2 separate regions of the Homo sapiens genome follow, and region 2 is linked to region 1. A link is a loop called in an ENCODE intact Hi-C map of the cell type or tissue named here. Cell type or tissue: Calu3. All regions are shown on one strand. Each heading gives the region's core, and the rest is flanking DNA. Links, peaks and the distances in the headings are about the cores only.

Region 1 (2,925 bases), core at 142-2,641:
ACCAATGATTTCCAGAGTGTACACAGCAACAGATAAGAAAGACCTTTGATGGAGTGAAGGAGGGAACTATTAGACATTATTTATTTATTTATTTATCTAATTTATTTAAAATTAGAAATAAATTAAGGTCTAATAATTTTTAATGTATGGATTGACAATAGGACCTGTAAATTATGAATAAACATTCACATATTGTGGGTGCCTGCTCCAGAACAATTTTGGTAATGATGATCAGTGGTCACTGCCTTAGCATGGCCTCAGATAATAGCACTGCCATTTCTCTGATCTACTCTTGCTTGAAATTGATTCATAAAAGACCTTGAGTGTCAGGCTAAGGGGTCTGGCCTTTATTCCATGGCTTCGAAAGCCCTCAGAAGGTTTTAAGTACAGCATAGTAATTAATGGTGTGGGTTCTACAACCAGATGAATAATTTATTAGCTCTAATATTTACTACCTCTCTGACCTTGGGCATGTAATTTAGCCCTTTTAAGCCTCTGTTACCTCATCTGTAAAACAGGATAATAAAAGTAACCACCTCCTGATGTTGCTATAAAGATTAAAAAAGAGAACACATTCAGAGCACCTCCTGTGGAGCTTGGCATGCCGTGAGCCATCAATAAGTGTTTGCTATAATTCTATTTTAGGATTCCACTCTCTTGGCCCCGACATCTCCATGTAAGATTCAGACCTCAAGCCACCGCATTCTAGAACTAGCTCTTCAAATACAGGTGGAAACTGCTAAAACGCAGTATTTGAAGATGTAAATTCTTTGGTTTTTAAGACCTCCTCCCTCATTACTCAGTTCTGGGCATAGTGGCTTTATAAGGGGCTCAGATAACCTGCTAAGGCACATCTGGAAGGTGTAAGCTGATATATTTGGCATTTGTCTCCAAGATTTAAATCCAGGTCTACCACACTCCAGTGTACCAACCTGTCTTTATTCTATTATGGTAAGCTCTAAAACTGGTTCCTCCTCAAATGACTTTTTCAACTTCAAAATATTATTACTTCCTCGTTTAACATCACAGCATTGGGGCTGCACCTGTCCCCACCACTAATCAGCATTAATTGAATTTTTAAATCCAAATTAAAAATGACAGGTGGTGCTATTATGTTCTTAGCCACTCAACTTCTAGCTGGTTTTAAAATTGCATTCTTCTCCCCCTCAGAAAATCCAAATCATTTTCTCAGTTTAAGAAGGAAGTATTTGCAGGTGCTGAATTTGTCCTTGTAGCGCTAATGCTGAGTGATCCTCTGCCAAATTACATTCAAGAGCGCCATCTCCTGTCCAAAGTTTAAAAGAAAATGAACAAATAAGCAGGTGCCTAAATAGTCTTGTGCCTTTAATCAGCTGCTTAACTAGTTAACCATGAAAATGAGCTTTTTAGGGCTAATGAGAGTTACCCAATTTGCAGACATTGGGTGTTTTTTTTTGTACCATGATTTTCCAGCTGCTTGCATCCCGCCTCCTTTACAGTGTGTAGCACCTGCTTATGCTGCCTTGTTGGTGTACATGGTGTTGCTTAAAGGCCCCTCCTGGATGCTGAGAGGCATGGCATGTGCTAGGTCTCCCAGGTTGAAAATCTGATTCAGGATTCCAGACAGGCTTCTGGGTTTAGCGTAGGACCTGGGAATCAGGTATGTGTTCTTTATATTTAAATATTAGACAAGAAAGTTATAAGAAGTCAGGTTGAACTTTATCGATACTCTATAAAAGCAAAGAAATGATTGAAAATCAAAGCAACCTGGTCCAGAGTCAGCACATCTATGGCTATCACTCTGCCTATAAAGAAAATGCAGGTACTTCTGCAGTAATCAAATATGTATATTTCTGATGGGAAAAGAGAAACATCCTTTCTATAAAATTGCAAACTAAAAATAATTAAGACTTGTAGGGAAAATAGGATTGAGGCAGACAATTCAAAACATATGCAGCTTTGCAACCAGAACATTAACAAAGGTAATAACATCTTAATTAAAATACCAGCACAGTTTAAAGAGTATGCTCACTCAGTGCTTAATAAATAAATTCTACATGAAATAAAGGACTTTGCCTTAAAAAAGAAGAAAGGCCAGGCATGGTGGCTCACGCCTGTAATCCTAGCACTTTGGAAAGCTGAGGCAGGCAGATCTCTTGAGGTCAGGAGTTCAAGACCAGCCTGGCCAACATGCTGAAACCCCATCTCTACTGAAAATACAAAAATTAGCCAGGCGTGGTGGTGCAAGCCTGTATCAGCTACTCTGGAGGCTGAGGCAGGAGAATCACTTGAACCCAGGAGGCGGAGGTTGCAGTGAGCTGAGATCGTGCCACTGCACTCCATCCTGGGTGACAGAGCGAGACTGTCTCAAAAAAGAAGAAAAAGAAAGAAAGGTTGGGTAATTTGATGAAAGGCAATATAAGAGAACTCATAGTCTTCTGAGTCATGAAAATAAGGAAAAAAACTGCACAGGATCAGGGAGAACTGAGCCCTGGGCACTCCTGAGCCAGAGATTATGGCTCGCCTAAGGTCAGAGAGACTTGAAGCAAATGAGAACTGTGGACCACACTGCTTCCCTTATCAGCCTGCTGCATTCAGCTGTTTGTGCCTTCCGCCTTTGTCTTCTGACATTTGCCTGTGCAAAATGCTGACTGGCTGGGAACATCATAGATGAACCAGTGTAATATCCCATTTTACTGACATTGTTCCACCATACATCAACCCCATTTGAGCTAATTTATGTTAAAATCACACACAAACACACAAGTGTTATAGCAAAACAGACTGAGCGTGGGATGCTTCTCCAGCATACATCTTAACACTAACCCCCGCTAAAAGGATGAATTCTATCAGCTCTGCTTCCCTTTCCGGCCTGTCTCCCTATGCCTCAATGTCAGGTTCACACATGTCCCTGTATGCCAGACAAATGGGGTCAATCATGGCTTT
Region 2 (2,925 bases), core at 279-2,778, 270 kb before region 1:
ATCCTAACATTCTCAGCATCATTCCATATAGGACTTCAAACCTATTTAAAATAGATTATGCCTATGTTTCACCAAACTGTGAATGTTAATAGATGTCACCATAAATACTGGGTGAAACCAAATTAAACAGATTTTTTTTTTTCGCCAGGACTTTGCAAAACCTTCATTATGCTAGTATTATGAATCTGTAAGAAGGGTATCTAGTACACAGCATTTTGCAAACATTTGACCACAGAAATCATTTTCCTGCCCATCTATTTCCATTTCCCAAACCATCATTCTGTGGCACATAAGTTTGGAGAAACAGGTTTGAGATAATGCTACCTTCCAGAGGAAAACTCCTTTGGCTGGTTAATACCTTTTATCACCTATTATAACTCACTGAAAGGAGGTCAGGAGGCCAGATAGGAAGTGGCACCAGAGGGCCATTTTGATGGGCAAAGAAGAAGATAGCATCATAAAGTGGAGCTCAGGGCTAATGGAGGTCACATGTGGGTCTCGGGGCAGCCTAAGCAGTGTTTAAGGATTCTAGGTGCTGTATGTTCCGAGAAAAGAAAAAGTGTTAAATTCCAGGTGGAAAAAGTCAAAGATTATCTTCACCTGGTTTGTAATTTTTCTTAACCAGCCCTAATATAATTATCTCTGGTAGGACAGGGTGGCCAGGAGAATCATCCTATTTGATGAAAATAGAGATTCTAGCAAATGAATCTTTATGGAACACTTCACCAATGATAGTCTATGGTGCTATTGAGAATTCAGATAAGGGAGGGCAGAGAGATGATGCAACTTTCTGATGCTCAGTAAAGAACTTTTTTTTTTTTCCCTGCAATCACACCACAAAGTCTTTGATAAACTGCAGGGAAGGATTCCATGTTTACTTACTTCAGAATCACGCAGCCTGTTCCCGCTGGTGGTGCTATCCAAAACACCTGGATCCGGGTCCTCCTCCGTGGAGTGCTTTCAGTGACTGCAACAGGGCAATTGCTCATAAACTGAGTTTCTTCTTCGTCTATGATCTACGGAAAACCAGTGGGAAATAAATACATGCAACATCATTTTGAGAGGGCGCTTAAGCTTCTAAGTTGGTACTTCCTTAACTTTATTTTTAAACTTATCATTTTATGTTAGCAACTCTGTATCCCCAGGCACCAGAATAGTGCTTGGCATAAAGTCCCAGTCAACGCTTGTTGAATGAATTAACATTGTATGAGGACGCAGACTGGGCACATCTTTGCTCTCTGGGACCAAATCTTGTGTCAGCACTTTGAGGAATTAACCACTAGGTGATGATCTTGCTTATTTCAATAGAACGACCTGTGTCCCACTTTGGGGAAGAAGGAGGATGGGGGAGGGGTAATCCAAATCAAACACTGCATAGCAAAACTTCATAACTCAGCTACAATTTTATAACTTAAAATGTTAAAACACCCTTTTGGAGGAAGTATAGCAAAGTATATAAAGTATCCCAGCTTCATAGCACTTTTTACTAGCGCAGTTCCTACTTCCTTAATCTGTGCATTGTATTTACTAATCAGTATTCTCCCAAATTAACCATCAAAGTTTCCTATGATGCTACAAACAAGATGGTAGCCTTTCCCATTCCCCAAGGATGTTCCATCTCTTCTCCTGCCTGTTGCTTCTGGGCCTCCTGTGGTATTTCCCTATCCCTCTTGCAGAACTATAGTATATTAGACCTGAAAGGATCTTTTGGGAGAAAGTAATCTAAATCCAATTGGTTTTAAGTGCCAACTCCAATAGATTGGTAGTAGCTGTATCATGAATAGTGTTGATAGCATTACTAGATAACATTCATTGAGTGTTTAATATGTTCTAGGCACTAAGTTAAGTGCTTTATCTGACTTAATCTTCAAAACACAATCTTATTAAATTATTATACCTATATTGTATTTATTTTACTTTTAAAAATTCCTTTTCTTTTTAGGACAACAGACAAAAGGAATGAAGTACCTCAAACTCCATAGTTTATCATATAATTTTATCACTGGACAAAGCAAAGACCATTTTCTATTACTTTTTATCTTTATACTTTTTATCCTACTTCCATTTTTCCTCCTCTACTTAGCATTCACTCCTAAGTATTTGTGTTGTTCTGAGTGTGTGTGTGTTATTTAGAATTGTTTTGTGTTTTAATGGTTCTTTCATTCAACTTTACACTTTTGAGCTATATCATTGTTACTACATGTAAATGTAATTTGTTTATGACTGTTGCCTAGTATTCCATTGCATGCATAGATCACATTTTATGTAACCATTCTTCCAGTGAGGGGCACTTAGTTGACTTCCAGTTCCTTGTCTCCACAAATATTGATGTAATGAAGAACCTCATGCTGCTGTACTTGTGATCAGAGTTTCTCAGCAAGATTGATAATGTAGTAGGATTGCTAAGTTGTGGGTATAGTCATATTAATTTCACTAAGTACTGCAGAATAGCTATACCTTTTATTCTATCAGCCATGTACTAGTGTTCCTAATTTCCTCCATATCCTCACCAGTACTTGTTATTACTGGATTTTCTAACTGTTTCCAATCTGATGCTTATAATGTAGTATCTTATTTTAATGTTACTACATTTGATCATCTTCACAAATTTATCAGGTTTGCCTTTCTGCAAATTGTCTATTCAAAATCTTTGCCAGTGGATTCTATTGTCTTTTTCTTGCTGTTTTGGGGGATTTTCTAGACATGAATACCTCAACATCTACAAATATCTTTTCCTTTCTGGCACCCAGAGGTTAGTCTTACCTTTGGAATTCTTCATTTAGCAGAAATAACTTTCTTCTAGTCAAATTCATCAACTTATCTCCTATGGCTTGCACTTTTATGATCTTGCCTAAAGAAACTGAGATCATATAGATATTCTCCAATATTTTCTTTCATTAGCTTTATAATTTTCCCTTTCACATT

The links. Peaks named below come from ENCODE experiments on the same cell type or tissue, not always from the same donor. Only the 100,000 strongest peaks of a DNase experiment are listed, where the experiment ranks them.
Region 2: it touches region 1 in a loop (2.9-fold over the local background); 5 of 110 quality-filtered maps call a loop at or near these places.

What each region holds. Positions count from the first base shown.
Region 1 is chr11:13,770,999-13,773,923 of GRCh38, reverse strand. No RefSeq gene overlaps it. Among named protein-coding and RNA genes, the nearest start is that of LINC02548, 12 kb to the left of the region's middle. In Calu3, for the core only: a CTCF peak has its summit at 1,286 (motif pointing left); a DNase peak (open chromatin) is centred at 1,273.
Region 2 is chr11:14,039,612-14,042,536 of GRCh38, reverse strand. It overlaps SPON1 (spondin 1), which reads right to left. Exons shown (of 16, transcript NM_006108.4): 3 at 883-1,016. Among named protein-coding and RNA genes, the nearest start is that of SPON1, 78 kb to the right of the region's middle. In Calu3, for the core only: CTCF peaks have their summits at 1,072 and 1,303; no DNase peak of the experiment used is centred there.